Regions from separate parts of the Mus musculus genome. Here region 2 is linked to region 1. Evidence: chromatin loops called from intact Hi-C (ENCODE). Cell type or tissue: left cerebral cortex. All regions are shown on one strand.

Evidence for each region. Hi-C counts contacts between places; a loop is a spot of excess contacts. Peaks named below come from ENCODE experiments on the same cell type or tissue, not always from the same donor. Only the 100,000 strongest peaks of a DNase experiment are listed, where the experiment ranks them.
Region 2: it touches region 1 in a loop (4-fold over the local background); 22 of 42 quality-filtered maps call a loop at or near these places.

What each region holds. Positions count from the first base shown.
Region 1 is chr12:83,713,357-83,721,356 of GRCm38, reverse strand. It overlaps Psen1 (presenilin 1), which reads right to left. Exons shown (of 12, transcript NM_001362271.1): 5 at 6,452-6,593. Among named protein-coding and RNA genes, the nearest start is that of Psen1, 29 kb to the right of the region's middle. In left cerebral cortex, a CTCF peak has its summit at 7,400 (motif pointing left); DNase peaks (open chromatin) are centred at 4,377, 4,863 and 7,399; H3K27ac peaks cover 1,325 bases.
Region 2 is chr12:83,766,288-83,774,287 of GRCm38, reverse strand. Papln (papilin, proteoglycan-like sulfated glycoprotein) reads right to left here. Exons shown (of 27, transcript NM_130887.3): 3 at 3,758-3,873; 4 at 2,409-2,469; 5 at 2,064-2,166; 6 at 1,050-1,180; 7 at 341-464. Among named protein-coding and RNA genes, the nearest start is that of Papln, 6.7 kb to the right of the region's middle. In left cerebral cortex, a CTCF peak has its summit at 3,223 (motif pointing right); a DNase peak (open chromatin) is centred at 3,238.

The sequences.
Region 1 (8,000 bases):
CATTAAAAAACAACACGAAACAGCACAGATGAACGAGGGTAGAAATAGAGTTGGGTACCAACATTCCAGATGTTTTCAAATTTAGCATAATTAAAACATGTACAGAACTGACCCAAATGTGAAGGCCAGGTCTAGCTGACAGAATTAAGCACGTTCTACGGTCTCTTCTCTGTTTACAGCTGCACCTGGAAGAACTCAAACCTCAGCTAGCTGCGGACTACGAGAGAAGGCAGGGAGCTAGGAAAGTGCAAGTGGCGTGGCTTCAGTAGCCTTTAACCCTTCCTTTCTGCTCACTTCCATGCAAGGCCTGCCAGAGCTGGCACTAGCAAGACAAGGGGAGATCCACTGGTCTCTCTTAAGCCAGCCACCAGCCACCCCCAAGTCGTAGGAAAGAGGAGGCTGGAGCCCTGCACTTAGGGAGAACAAAATCTTCATTCTGACGGGAGCCGGTGTTCATCAGGGTATGAGACGAGTCTTGTGTAGCTCCCTGACTTCCCAGCTTTTGGCCCTGACACCAGGAAACAGTCTCAGTGTCTAGCTGGAAGAACAAAGACAGAAAAGTCCCAAGAAACCAGAAATCCTATCTGGAAGCCATTCGAGTTCACTGCTCTATCTCCCAGGAAGCGTATGTGGCCGTGACTCTTGTTCTATTTTAAAAAGGTATTTTATGTGTATGGGTGTTTTGTCTACATGTATATTTATGCACTGTGTGTGTATGTGTGTTTGTTAGTCAGTCAGGGGCAGAGGCCAGAAGAGGGTGTCAAATTTTCCTAAACTGTAGTTACAGATGGTTGTGAGCCTCCATGTGAGTACTGGGAATTGAACTCATGACCTCTGAAAAAGCAGCCAGTGCTCTTAACTGCTGAGCCATCTCTCCAGACTCTTGTTTTCTAAATAGAGTTTCACTATGAAATTTCCTGGCCTGAACTCTTGACAGAACTAGTAATAAATAAAATACTTGATTTTTAAAAACTGAAAACAAAGTGCCCAAGATATAACCCAAATTATACAATATATAAATACTAGAAAAACCTGTTTATGTGAAAGAAGACTCAATAAACACGAACAGCAAGACAACACATATGTTCCAATTCTTAGGTGTAAATGAAGAAAAGAGACCAGGAGGGTACATCACTTCCCAACCCATTCTATGAGTTCAGCATTAACTTGAAAACAAAACAAAAATATATTTAAAAAACCCAAACAAACAAACAAACAAAAAACAACACTGCATCCCAACACACACATCCCATTCACATGTGCACTCTAACCACCGGTGAGACAGAAGGTCAAAACAACAGTTGGTGCCAAAGTAGGAAGACAACCCAGGATTTGAGGGGCATAGCAGCTGTAGAAAAGACAAAGATGGGAGGCGCTGAGACCCCACTCTGGCCAGGATAGGGCTGTGTGTGTGTGCCTGTTAGGTGAGGGCAGCTAAGAATGCATGCAAGTACCACTGAGAAATACCCTGTAGCCCACAACAATAGACATTATTTTTGCTAACCCTGAAAACGCTGAACTAAAATGAACCCATCTCTCTGTATTTATAAAAATACAGTGGACAGATTCTCTAAAATTTTCTATGTTGGAAGCAGAGGAGAGAGGGAGAGGGGGGAGAGAGAGAGAGAGAGAGAGAGAGAGAGAGAGAGAGAGTGAGTGTGTGTGTGTGTTTGTGAGTCTGCCTGCCAGGCAGAATCAAGGCAGGTGAGGGTCTGATGGCAGATTTCCTGGCCTGCTGAGGCATGGAACAATAAGAGGAGGTGCACTTGAGGCTCAAGGCAAGGGGCTGAAGATTCTATTGACCTTGGTGGAAGGAACAGGGAGGCTTTTGGATGAGAATAGATGTCACCTGTGTATTTTTCAGCAATTGTTTCTGTTAGCCTATGGCTTTGCTTCCCTCGGTACTGTAGTATAAGAAGGCTATGAGAAATACACTTGATGCTGGTGTGGTATTGACCTGCAGCCCTCCCATACCTGTCCCTTGCATATATTTTTTTTATCTTTCCTATGATCATCCTCACTCCCCCCTCATAGGACTGTTTTATTTTGAACTGGCCGCCCTGTTCCTTTCTAGAAGACACTAATCTTAATAGTTGAATACAATCTCAAATACAGTTAGAAGTGACAAAGAAAAGGAAAAATTCTTAGAAGCCCTCTTTTCCCTAAAAAAAAAAAAAAATTTTAAAGGAAAATAGAAATCAGGTCAGGTGGCATGAGGGTCAAAGGCAGTTTTTGGCATGTGCCAATCTTCAACTGCTCACGTGCATGCAAAATGACTCTAATAAACTCTTCAAAGATATAAACTCAAAATGACCAGAAATCACTCATTCACGGTATAAATCACCATGAGTAAAAGTCAATAGAATTATCCTTCCCCAAAACTTAAGATATCATAAAGACAGGAAACTAATAGGAAAAAAATTAAATCTGGACAAAAAGATTATACCCAAAATGATCTAACATCTTTAAAACAGACAAATATAAATTCTAGAAATGAAAACTATAACTACTAGATTTCAAGTAACAGTATTAACAAACCGTAGAAGATGCAAGGAAGTTGAAAATATACCTTAAGTACGGAAAGAGGGTGATGGGAGGGAGCATTAGCACTTTCATTAAAAGGACGAGGCATGGCTGAGTATTGCCTTTAATCCATGAGTCTGAGGCTAGCTTGGTCTACACATTGAGCTCTAGGACAGCCAGAATATGCAATGAGGTTCTATCTCAAAACAAACAACAATTAAAAAAGCCCCAAGACACTGGGGTACCTTTGTTTTTGTGGCACGTGAAATCAAGCTAAAGAAGTAGAAAGGCTAGCCTGGGGATGACTGGCCTAGAGGAACTTGGGAAAGGAAGTGACCAGTAAGAAAGAAGACAATGGATGAACAGGAGCAACATCAAAGCCAGCAAAGCAGGCCCCTGCACCCAGGCAGCAGATGTGCAGCTTGGTCTTCATGTGGGTACCCCAAAAACTGGAGCAGGAGATGTCCCCAAAGCTGTTGCCTATCTGTGAAATATGTTCCCTTCACTGGGCTGCACTGTCTGGCCTCAGTGGGAGAGGTTGCACCTAGACCTCAAAGACGTGATGTGATAGGGTGGGGGGAGACCCAATGGGGGCCTCCACCCTCTCAGAGGAGAAGGGGGAAGGGGACTGTGTGAGGGGAGGGCAGCAATTAGACTGTAAAATGAATTAAATAAATAAGTAAATAAAGTTTAAAAAAAAGTTAGCAAAGCAGACCTATTGAAGATAAGGGGATGGAGGATATGTGTTTGTAGATATCAAAGTAGAATTAATAAATCAACCAACAAACCATGGGTCCAATAAGCAATGACTTCTAGGCTGAAAGCACTGAATCAAAGTTGTCTTCAGGACAGCAAGATAGCTTTGTTGGTGAAGGCACTTGCTGGCAGGCGTGACAACTGAGGCAGGTCCTCTTGGATGACATTTATTTTCCTCTGATCTGAGACATTCCCTTTAGAAGCCTCAAACGAAATCAAAGGCCACATAGCTGAGGGAACAGAACCTCACAAGATTCCTGCGGCCCAGTCGGCAACAACATACAAAGGAGCAAACGACCGCTTGGGGTGGAGATTCTAGCAGCCCAAATGCAGAAAGGTAGCTGGGAGCTGCCCACAGCCATGCAGGGAGCTCCAGGGTGGCAGCTTTTTTTTTTTTTTTTTGGAGTGGCCCTCTCAGGGACAGAGCTGCTTTTGAATCATCCCTGCTCCTTGTAAGCAACCTCTCAGTGTAAGTATATCCTTGCCAGACAGTGTTAGCGCACGCCTTTAATCTCAGCACTCAGGAGGCAGAGGCAGGCAGATTTCTGAGTTCGAGGCCAGCCTGGTCTACAGAGTGAGTTCGAGGACAGCCAGGGCTACACAGAGAAACCCTGTCTCAAAAAAGAAAAAAAGAAAAGAAAAAAGTCTGTCCTTTGCCTCACTGGCTCGCTCGTCAGACCCCGGCTCAGTTGTTTTTACTTTGCTACTGAGTGCTACGCTCATCTTTTCTGGCGAGCAGATGTGTGCTGCAGGAAAAGTCTGTCACACAACATGGAAGGAGAGAAATGACTCCTGCAAACTCACCTCTGACTTCTACATATGAAGCATGGAACATACATGTCCACATGACATACACTATATAAACTTAATTTTAAAAAAATTTAAGGTTAGATCTGAGGGTACAAAATTAATCCAGAGAGTAAGTGATTTTGTTTCAAAGGTTTTTTTTTTTCCTTATGTGTATGCATGGTTTCCCTGTGCATGTGTGTATATGTATGCAGTAAGTGCCATTTGTGCCTGCCACCCCAGGAGCCAAAAGAGGTTGTTGTTGGATCCCCTGGAAACAGAGTGAGGAACGAATATGAGCCAAGACGTGGGAGTAGGAAACTAAATTCATCGGTTTCATGTCCTCTGCAAGAGCAGCCAGTGCTCCTACGGATAAACCATTTCTCCAGCCCTAATCAGGGCTCTCTGAGAAACAAAGGAGGGGAAAGCCTCCAGAGTCTGGGACTGGGTTGTGAGCCTGAGGGGAACTGCAGAGGAGGAAAGGAACCAAGGTCAGAACGCACACTAACAAGCCAATGGCGAGAGGATCCAGAAAAACCAAGTTTGCAAAGGCAGCGGATAGAACTAGGGAAGTATTGCCAAGCAGATAAACAGATTCCATGGGGGCGCCAAGGACCATGGCCTTTAGGAAAGAAGGACTAGGTTTGAGAGGAATTTTACATAATGCCTGTCAGTCAATCAAGGCCAAATTCTGAACGCGAATTCCCAAACTGATTCATTAGTCTCTGACCCACAGCAACTGTGACCCTGCCCCCACGCCTCATCTGGACAGCTGGGAAAGTAGGAGGTGTGCGCATGCACTGCTCGTGAGATGCCAAATGAAACACGGAGTACGCACATAGTCCATACAGTTGGCTTATTGTCATCAACAGATCAGTGCAGGAAAAACTGAAAACAGAGGCAAGGAGAGGTAGTTTACAGATGGTGGCCTCTTTCTCCATATGGAATGTAAAAGTACACAGAAACTAAGTAACTTCCCAAGATTACTAGGAAAAAAAACTCTCAGGAAATTCAATGCTGAGTCCACACCTCTGTATGTAGTACACAGGCAACTTTGAAAAATGAAAGGCAGGAAATCTGGAAGTGGGGGAGAATAAACGTGGAAGAAGGCAGAATTCTACCCCCAATAAAATCGTAAAAGGAGGCAAAAGAACAAGCCTGGTCCCTAATCAGCTGAGGTCCAGGATGTGTCCACTAAGGCCAAGAAAGGGACCAGGAGGTAAAGACTGGCAAGCAGACAGACACAGGTGCAGTGAGACGTGCGGAGAAAACCGCTGCACAACACGCTATTTGTCAGGTGGTGGCGGCGCAGATCTTTAATCTCAACGCTGGGGAGGCAGAGGCAGGTGAATCTTTTGAGTTTGAGACCAGCCTGGTCTACAGAGTGAGTTTGAGGCCAGCCAGGGCTACACAGAGAAACCCTGTCTCAAAAAACAAAACAAAACAAAACAAAACAAACCCCAAAGAAAAATCTAGGAGAAAATAATGTAGACAGAGAGTAAACTTCAATACGGAGAGTTAACATTTACTGTTCCTACTACTGAGGACGACCTGAAGATTCCATGACCAGTATTGATTTGTTGATTTTCTGAGGTTTGAGTATGAAGCATGTGCTGGGTGGCTGAGGTCCAGGACGCAGTTGCTTACTGAGGGAGGGAGGGAGGGAGGGAGGGAGGGGAGGAGGAGGGGGAAGGAGGGGGGAGAAGAGAGGGAGAAGAGAGGGGAGGAGAGGGAGAGAGGGGGACAGGCTGGGAGGCTGGGCCTGCATCTCTGCTGCAACTTCTCCCTGTGCCCATTGACCAAGGTAAGAAGCAGGGCTGCTCTGAGAGACTAAGCAAATGATGCTGGTTCTCAAGTGAGGGGCCAGTCACTACTGCGTTCAGTAGCAGCATCTGAAGGTGGCTTATGGGGCACTTAAATTCTATAGCACTATTTGTTAAGGACAATATATACAAAAGTCTTTGGAATGCCATAGGCACACTATAAATCAAAATACTGAAAACATGTGACCTTACATGAAAACACCTGTTTTCCATGTATGTCTTCTGGTACTTTCAACATGCTTCAGAATAAAAGGAAAAATAACTTAGATCCAAAATATAAGACACTTCCTCTTTGCTAGACCAAGTCAAGACAAGGAGGCTGTGAAGGGGCTCAGAACGTGACGCTTACAAGCTTGGAGATTTGATATCCAAAACCCAAGCAAAGATGGAAGGAAAAGATGCATTCCACAAAGTGGTCCTACCAACTGCACACGCACACTCTGACATGCACAGGCCTGCATACACATCTCCCCCGCCCCCAACTCTCCCACCCTTCCCCTCCCACACACACAAGGACAACCCATAGGCAGGTCAAGGCGGACAGCAGACTGCCTCGTGCTCACCTTGTAGCACCTGTATTTATACAGGACCACCAGGAGGATGGTCATAATGACAATGACACTGATCATGATGGCCGCATTCAGGATCGAGTGCAGGGCTCTTTGGCCTACAGTCTCAGTGTCTTCTGTGAATGGGGTGTAGATTCTACAGAGGGAAACAAAACACCAGAGTGTTAATGCATATGTCAAACAGCACACTCTTAAAACTGTAATTCACTGTGAGGTCTGCGGTTTAATGAGTCTTTTAGAAGGTGCCTTTTGCAGGTCATCAGTCAACCAAGGATATTTTTATTTGGTTGGTTAGTTTTTGACACAGAATCTAATAAGAAACCCCAAGCTAGCTTGGAACTCACCATGTAGCCCAGGCTGTACTTGAACACGTGATCTTCCTGCCTTTGAATTCCAAGTGTGGAGATTGTGGTCTGTACCACCCTAGCTCTAGGTAATATTTTTTTTTAAATGGTTTTAGAGCTTTGTTGTAGAAATGCAGGGGAAAGAGAGAAGGTAGAAAGAGAGAGAGAGGCCGGCCATGGCCATGTGGAGAGAGAGGGGAAGGGAGAGAGAGAAGGAGGGCTAGAGAGTAAGAAAGGTGAGGGCTAAAGAGAGGGAGGAGGGGTGAAGCAGCACTCAAATAATATTTTTAAATGTAGGCATATATTTTTATTTTAAATTGTGTGTGTGTGCATTGCGTGAATGTGGGCAGATGTTCATGAAGGGCAGAGGCACCCAATCCCTGAAGCTGGTTATGAGCTCTCTGACGTGGGTGTTATGGACCCCTCAGTACATCCACAAGAGTGGTGCACCCTCTTAACTGCTAAACCATTTCTCCAACCCTGTACCCAATAGTTTTTAGCTTAAGAAAAATAGCTATCCTCTAAAATAACGTCTTCTGAGTAAGAGGAAATAGACTATGAAGAGATGAACTCACAGGTAGGCACTGGCTCCATCTAGTGGATGCTTTGTTCTGAAATAATGATCTCACCCAAGGTTTTCTCCATAGCTTAATAGACTCTGTTAAATAACCAGATGCTGCCACAGTAACTACTAAGGCTGGACAACAGTTATTAGAGAGAGGTCACAGGGTTTAAGCAATGGTTTTTTATCTCTAGGGTGACCATTATTGGAGTTGTCTTCTCGTATTTCATTTACATAAAAATACCTTTTTTAAAAATATTTATTTTATTTATATGAGTACACTGTAGCTGTCTTCAGACACACCAGAAGAGTGCATCAGATCCCATTACAGAAGGATGTGAGCCACCATGTGGTTGCTGGGAATTGAACTCAGGACCTCTAGAGGAGCAGTCAGTGCTCTTAACTGCTGAGCCATCTCGACAGCCCCACATAAAAATGCCTTAATTCCAAGTGCCAAGGCTTCCAGCACAATGACCTTACTTCTGCCCTTACAGCAGGTGTGGCCATGAGACTGCATAGTGACCAAGGAACTCTGAACAAGCTATAGAGGTAGTTCCTGCAGGGAGTGCTCTCGGCTACATGATGCCTATGTCCCCTTCTCAACTCCCTCCTGCTGTCAAATGAAAACTGAGGCTCT
Region 2 (8,000 bases), 53 kb before region 1:
GGCGGGGGCGGAGGGTGCTCTGGGAATAGGTTCTGGACACCAGGACAGCTTGGGAGAGAGAACAACATGGAAAAGGTGGAGCAGGATGAGGGTGGCAGGCATCCAGGCGTCAGCGGTGTGACATTGGACTGCACACACATGGGTGATCGTCCCAACCAAGGTGGGCACATGAGAAGGACCCTGTATAGGACATAGCCTCTACTCTGCAGCCACGTGACCCGAGCCAGACCCACTGAGTGCCGTGAGGATTACTTGGCCTCAAGCCCTGGTCAGAGAAGGTGACAGGCAAGCCAAGACGGGCGGGCAACAGACCCCTGCGGAGACCCCCGTACGACCCCACCTCTGCTGAGATCATTGCCATCAAAGGTTCCTGTGACCGGGTAGCAGGATGAGCCATCACCCCCACACTGCAGACACTTGTCCTCCTGCTTGATTGAGTCTAGCTTGTGATCACAGCCAACCACCTGCGGGGAAGGGGGGGGGGAGGTAGAAAGTAAGCAAGGTGGGATAGAACAGGAGAGGCAGGCTCAGGATTCCAAATGCCCCGAGGCAGGGCAGCAGGGCACGGAATGGCTCAGACCCGTCCCAGCTGCCACTAACCACTCCCTGCCTCCCTTAGGCTGACAGGACAGAGAGCTGAGACCAGGCTGCTATGAACTCAGATGCTGGCAGACTGGTGTAGTAGAGGCCTGGGGCTGCCATCTTGTCTCATGCTCATGAGGAGAGCCTGCCCGAGTCTGAAGCTGACCCAGAGGAGAAGGAAGCACGAGATGGGTAGAGAATGTCTAGCCCATGGCTTCTACAGCCACCCCTTCCCATTTGGTTGGGTTTGGTTGAGGGCAGCTTTAGACATCCAGAGAGTTTCTTTGATGAGGTTAGTGTTCTCAAGGACAAAGCTGAGGTCGTCAGAGAATATCCGTGATGACTGCATTGCATTCTGGGAACTAGGACTTAAGCCACCAAACTCCTGACAGCCACTTGGTCCCACTGATGCTGGAAGACATCACCCATAATAGTCCCCCAGCCAGCTGGGAGGGGGCAGCACTCACTCGGCAGACTCCGTCCACACAGATGTCCCGCTGGCCAGGCTCACAGGGTGTCCCATCCACCACGGCGTCCTTGTGTTTGTAGTAGAAGTTCTGCCCCTTGGGAATGCAGTTCAGCTCACACTTATTAGGGGCTGGGTGGGCAAGAGGAGAGAGCTGACATCTTGGCACCGAACTGTGATGGTTTGAATAAAAACAACACCCCCCCACACACACAGGCTCATGGATTGAAAACACTTGGTCCCCAGTTAGTGGTGCTGTCTGGGGAGGTTGTGGGACTTGGTGGGGTGGTGTACACCACTGAGTGTGGACTTTCAAAGTTTCCAGCCTCCTTGCCTCAACTCTGGCTTGAGTTCTCTTATTGTGTGTGGTTGAAATATCAATCAGATCCCTACACCAGCCACCAGCCATTACAGACTCTCTCTCTCTGCAGTCACAAGTCCAAATAAACTCCTTTGCAAGCTACCTTTTAATGGTGGGTTTTTTGTTGTTGTTGTTGTTGTTGTTGTTGTTGTTGTTGGTTGGTTTTTTTTTGTTTTTGTTTTTTCGAGACAGGGTTTCTCTGTGTAGCCCTGGCTGTCCTGGAACTCACTTTGTAGACCAGGCTGGCCTCAAACTAAGAAATCCGCCTGCCTCTGCCTCCCGAGTGCTGGGATTAAAGGCATGTGCCACCACGCCCAGCTTCAATGGTGTTTTATCATAGCAATGAAAAGAAACTTAACATCTGTTGGGGGCTGGGTGGGCAAGAGGGTGGGAGGCTGATCCCAGAACAAGGCCTTTTGAGAACCCCCAAGGGAGGCAGCAGCAGCTGGGAGTACACCCTTGCCAGGAGTGAAGGCTTTTATAGCAATTCCCCGCCATCTGTAATCGGATCGGATGCCCTCTTCTGGAGTGTCTGAAGACAGCTACAGTGTACTTACATATAATAAATAAATAAATCTTAAAAAAAAAGAAAAAGAAAAGAAAAGATCTATTGTGCTTTAATAACTGCCTACAGAGCAGGGCGGTGCTGCTTACCTGCGTAGTAGGGCAGCCACCGGTAGCGCCGACCCTGGAAGTCGGTGCCGTCGAACTCTGCACACTGCTCGGCCCGGAAGTCCCGCACGCCGTCTGGGCAGCTCTGCACGAGAACATGTATGTCAGAGAACATGGGTGCCAGCGTGGGCACTGAGGCGGCTAAGGACCTCCCCTATCCATCTTCCGTGTCCTGGAGCCCTGGGTCCTGCGCTTCTGCCCCACCCACTCCTGTCCCAGGAGAGGCTTCTTGCTCTCCCTAGGTGCCTGGCAGGTCGAAGGCGGGGCGTGAGGAGGGTAGGAGAGAGGCGGCCGGGGATGGGGTGGGGAGGGACACGCAGGCTTTACCTCCGTGTGGCAGGTGCGGTGGCTGCGCGCGGGGCCCACGCAGCTGGTGCCTCCGTCTCTCCTGCAGAGCGAGAGCATCAGGAAGACCCCAACGTTCCCCACCCGTTCCTGGGCTCTCATGGCCTCTCCACGAGGCGTCCTGGTGGGCAAGGCTGGCCCAGAGTCCAAAGCAATTGGGGGCTGGGGGTTGCACTCGGACCTAAATCCCTTGGATGGGTGTAACCAGACTATGTTTTATGGTTCTTAGGCTGACCGTCCCTACCCTTGACCTGATTCCTGCCACAAGGCCCTTGAACTCTACCTGTGGATTCAGTCTGCAATTTGGTAATAAATAATCCAGGATGTTAGAAGTTCTGTTCTTTTTCTGTTTTATTTTTTTTGGGGGGGTAGGGTGGGGTGGGAGGGGGAGCGGTTGAGATATTTTTGTTTGCTTGTTTTGGGTTTTGTTTTTTGTTTTGTTTTTTTTTCAAAACAGGGTTTCTCTGTGTAGCCCTGGCTGTTCTGGAACTCATTCTGTAAACCAGGCTGGCCTTGAACTCAGAGATCTGCCTGCCTCTGCCTACCAAGTACTGGAATTAAAGGCGTGAGCCACTACCGCCTGGTTGATATTTATTTATTTATTTATTTATTTATTTATTTACTTACTTATTTATTTATTTATTTATGTTTTGTGAAACTAAGTCCCAGGTTAACTCTGTAACGGAGGAGGACCTTGAACATTTCATTATCCTGACTCCACTTCCCTAGTGCTGAAAGGACAGTCATGTGCCAGACTCCCATAGGTTCTCGGGAACCAGTTCACAAAAACGCCAGTAGGAGGCGCCTCATTACCGTTCCTTCGTACCCGACCCCCTCCTTACAGTTCCCATCCCAGCACAGGGCACCGAGTAAATTCTTAATAAGTCACTTGTCAGGAAAGGGTCCTCTGCACTTGACAGAGCAGCTGAGAGCAAAGAAACCTTAGCAAGTAGGAACTGAGGACGGCCGCTGTTCATTAACTCTGCAAATGAAGCTCCCACAACGCCCCCCACGGCTCCTACTCCACCCCATTCCACCCCTAACCCCACCACCACGACCACCACTCCACTACCACGACCACCACCCGCCAGCGGGAGCACTAGGCTTAAGGCAGAGGAAGTAAACCCGGCTCAGCTCCTCTCAATCAAGGCTAAATTAGAATCCCGGGTGAGTACACATGGGAAATACTTGTTTTCCTGTATGCCTCATCGCTCTTCCACAGTGAATCTGCCGCATAATGACCCTGATGTCAGGCTCCCAGCCAGCAGCCAGACATTCCTCACTTGGCCCTCTTTTAAACTGCTGCCAGGCTCTAAGCTTTCCCTCCCTACCTCTGGGAGTAGCAGGGGCGCTCCCGGAAGCTGATGCCTCCTCCACAGGTCCTGCTGCAGGGGCTCCATTCGCCCCAGGTGCCCCAGGTGTCACTCTGGCGCCTCACATTTCGAGCCTGTGAAAAACACGCTCGGGCTGTTACTGTGACTCACACCTCTCTCCCCACCCCCTCGCTCGCCCAGAGCCCTGCAGAGGTCCCCCTACTAAAGATGCTCCCCAATCAATTCAAAGAGCCTAGAGGCTTCCAGTACTGCCTGGTTAGGACACAGAAGCGCCTCTGGGTAGTCCTAATATTCATTGCAAACTTAACCTGCTGTCTAAGTAGTGGGAGGGAGAGCCAGCCTAGGTGTGACTGGCACGGTCAGCTGGGAAGAGCCTGCAGTTTCAGGAGGCCTGGAGGAGGGGCTCTGCACTGAGTCCAGGCATTTGTGGGTCCACTCTATCGCGGAAGAAGGGGGGTGGGGGACCGAGGACAAGGGTCCTTTGAATCATTACTCTGGGCCTGTCATTTTACTCCGCTATGGTCTGTGTACTTATCTAGCCAGGTGGCCACGTGTTCTGGGTGTCTTCTGTTTGCCAGATGTGGTGCAGAGGAGGCCTTCTCCCCTGACGATGCTATACTATGGCAAGTTCAGAGCCTGGCTTGGTGTCCCTAGAATGGAGTCTGTGGATCAACAGACCTGTCCCTTTCCAGAGACACCTATAAGGGTGGGGCAGATTGCAGCAGGTCCTCAGGCAGGTGGGGCTCTCTCTGTTCATAGAGTAACCCCAAGACAGGACAGAACTTCAGTAGGATTCCCTGGTTGAGCCTCTTCTGCTCTAGATGTAAGTGAGCTCACTTCTAGAAACTTCTACAGTTCTGGTCGATTAAACTAGGAGCTTGATAATTTTGTCCTCTGTGGGTTGGGGGTGTTCCTGTTAATCTGTGGGCTCCTGGAGGCGTCCCAATATGCATTTCCCTTACCCCTTACAAGAGAATCTTACTCTTAACTTCCTGTAGCTTCCTGGCCCATCCCTAAGTTCTCATCAGTGGTACATAAATACAAGTGTTGGGCGGCGGTCTGGAGTACCCTGGAGAGTGAATGGACATCTGTCCTCCTCTCCCCCCGCTGCCCCCACCCCCCACTCCTTCCACTGGAAAACCCCGCGTGATGTCTAGAGTGGGAACAACCCTTCAGACTGGGCACTGACTTGGGAATAAGATCAGGCCTCAGACTGTGGGGACTCTGTGAAATGAACCAGCTGTGAACTTCTGGCCCTGAGTGTTTACACGAGATCTAGTTTGCCTTCTTGAAATGACACCATGGAAGTGTCATACTGGATGTGACACCTCGCAGCCAGAATCACATGGCCACATGGTACACACATTCTCTCACCTAAGCCTCGTAGCTTAATGGCTCCCAAAGAGCATGACACACATGAACAGCAGGAAAGCCAAGGCCCCACACACTACAGACCCAAGAGCTCATCCTACAGCTGTGTCCCCACCTGCCTGGGGGAACAGGCAGCCAAACGAGACACTGGATCCTAAGCAACTAGACAGGGGTGCCGAGCGAGAGGCAGGGCATAAGCTGTAAACACGTCACAGTGAAGGGGGACTTCACTGTGAAGTGTCATCATATGAAACTTTTGGAAATATAAGTCCCATTATTTAGAAGGAGTCCAAGTGTGAACAAAGAGAAACAAGTCCTTCCCCAACGGGGAGCCTCCCAGCCTGAGGCGAGCAGGGAAGGTTGCTAATGTCCAACACAAGTCTCTCATTACTCTTGGTTTTATAGACCACAGTTTGGAAGCAGAGCAAACCGCACTAAACTCGCTGAGCCACATGAAGCCAGGCAGAGGTCAGGCAGACCAGAGGTCTCACCTCTCACTGTAAATCATCGATCCTCTCCTTCAGTTCTCGCTAGAACAGAACCTCCAAGTTTCCAAACCAGTGACCCAAAGTGCTCAGGTGCTCTGGCAGTGAAATGCAAACTGGTTTTGTTCGGCTTGAGTTTCTGTTTTAAAGTGGGGCGCTTACTGTATAGAAGGTGTGGGGGTGGCTTTCCAGACTGAGATTCTAGCCTGCGTGATATCCAAGCCTTGCTGTCACGTGGTAAGTACTAGGATGTGGCCCTCACATGACTGGCTACCGCTGGCCCTGCCCATCGTCTATTTAGATATTTGTCTAGGTCTCTTGGTGCAACAGCCCCTGGAAATCCAACTCTTCTGGAGGCAAGATAAGGCCAACTCATGCGTCCACAGCTCTGGCCACCGAGGCATTTTTGGTTGTCTTACAGGTAGGGGAGTGGTCTGAACTTAGGGCTCTCTAGAGGCCACACTCCTGCCGGGTGCCCTATAAAGGCATTCCTTGCTTCCCGAGACCAGCACCTCTAAGGTAGAGGCCTCCTGCCTGCATGTGTATGAGCCCTGGTCTGTACAATGCTGAACCACGCCCCCTGCATCTTTCCACCCACATCGGGTCACAAGAGGCATGAGCACATTTCGTTCTCTGTGTAATTATCTAAACCTCAAGCTGTGTGGTGCTATGAAGCCAGGAGCTGGTGTGGCCCAACCCTGCTCTGGGCCTGTCCCCGCCTGTCCCATGCTCTCCGCACCCCTCCCTTCCTCCAGTTCCAGATCCAGCTCAGTAGCCCCCTTTCCTGCCTGTGTCCACGAGGCCCGGCTACCTGCTGGGCACCAGGATGAGTGTGGGAAGGGGACAGAGACTACAGGGCAGGCAAAGGGATTCGCAGCCTTGCTTTTGATCATCAGTCCAGCCATTGTGCTAAGTTGATTAATCAGCCCTGACAGGGATCCTAGGGTGATCAGGACCCCATGGTGGATCCTGCCACCAGTCAGAGGCCACTGAGCAGTGACCCTGGATCAAAACTCTCAACCAGAGGACAGGGAAAGAACCCAACCTCATCTAGGCCTTTCATGCTGGGAAGAAGGAAGGAGAGGGTGAAGCAGAAGGCCCCATGTGTCCCCTACATGGGAGAAGGGACCTCATAGAATCCAGTATGCTTCCCAATCATTGATTCATCCATGAGACAACTTATGGTGTGCACATTAGATCAGCCAAATCCCAGGGGGTTATAGCTTGAAGCATGGGACAGGCTTCGAGCAGCTGTCCTGGAGTGGCTCTGGGATTTCACCCTGGGGATTTGATGCTGACACGGGAACCCCTCCACCCAGGCTCTCACCAGCCTGTGCTGAAGGACCTCAGAGCAGGATCTAGGGAGTAAGGGCTATAGGCTGGCACAGATGACACGCCAGAAGAACGTGAGGAAGCGGGGCTGCAGCCCACTAATGGCCTGACAGAGGGCAGAAGTCACTGAAAACCCTGCTATGCTGTTACAGAACTGAGTTTGCAATCAAAGTAACCTGACTGTTCAGCTCAGTAAGAATTTAAAAGGCCAGCCTTTAATCCCAGCACTTGGGAGGCAGAGGCAGGTGGATTTCTGAGTTCGAGGGTATGAGCTTTTGGGGGGCTGCCCCGTGCCGACCACTATCACCCACTCCTTTGCCTGCCCTTTTCATCTCCACCCATATTACTATAGAGGCAGCACTGTCCCTTCTCCTCCCCAGGGTAGCAGTCCTAGCTCTTTGAGACTTTTGAGTCCTAGCTCATTTGGGCCTGCCTGAGGGATGGGCAAGACTGTGGTCTCCCTTGTGGGGTGATTTTTAGGGTAGAATGGGGCCTGTGTTCTCTGTTCTGCTCAGCACCCAGCTCTGCAGATCCCTCTGTCCCCAAAGGGTCCCTGTCTGGCCTTATGGCTCCAAGAAGCCTTGTTCCTTGGGCTTCCCTCATGAAAACTGATACCTGATCACCATTCAGCTTCCAGAATCCACCCTCGAGGTTTGCTCTAACCTGATAGCCATAGCCACCTCTAGTTCGAATTAAGCTCAAATCAACGCCAAAAGCTCCTTGGTTGTGCACATTTCAACTGTCCAAGAAACACATGGACCTTGTGGCCGCCTCCTGAACCTCAAAGAGAGGGAGAACATTTCAGCCATCTCCTTCAGGCAGAGGTTGGTGGGCTGTTCCCGGCGGCACATCTTTTCTCAATTAAAGGGAAGACGTCATGGTGAACGTTCTGTGACATTAGCCAGAGCCCAGTAGACTGGACTCCTCCTCAGCAGGCAGGAGAGCTAAGAGGAAACATTGGCTCCTGCAGACTGCCGTGTCCAGTTAGGGACCTAAGCACTCCAGTCAGATCTCCATGGTGCAGGAGCTGGGGAGCTGTCGGCTCAATTCTT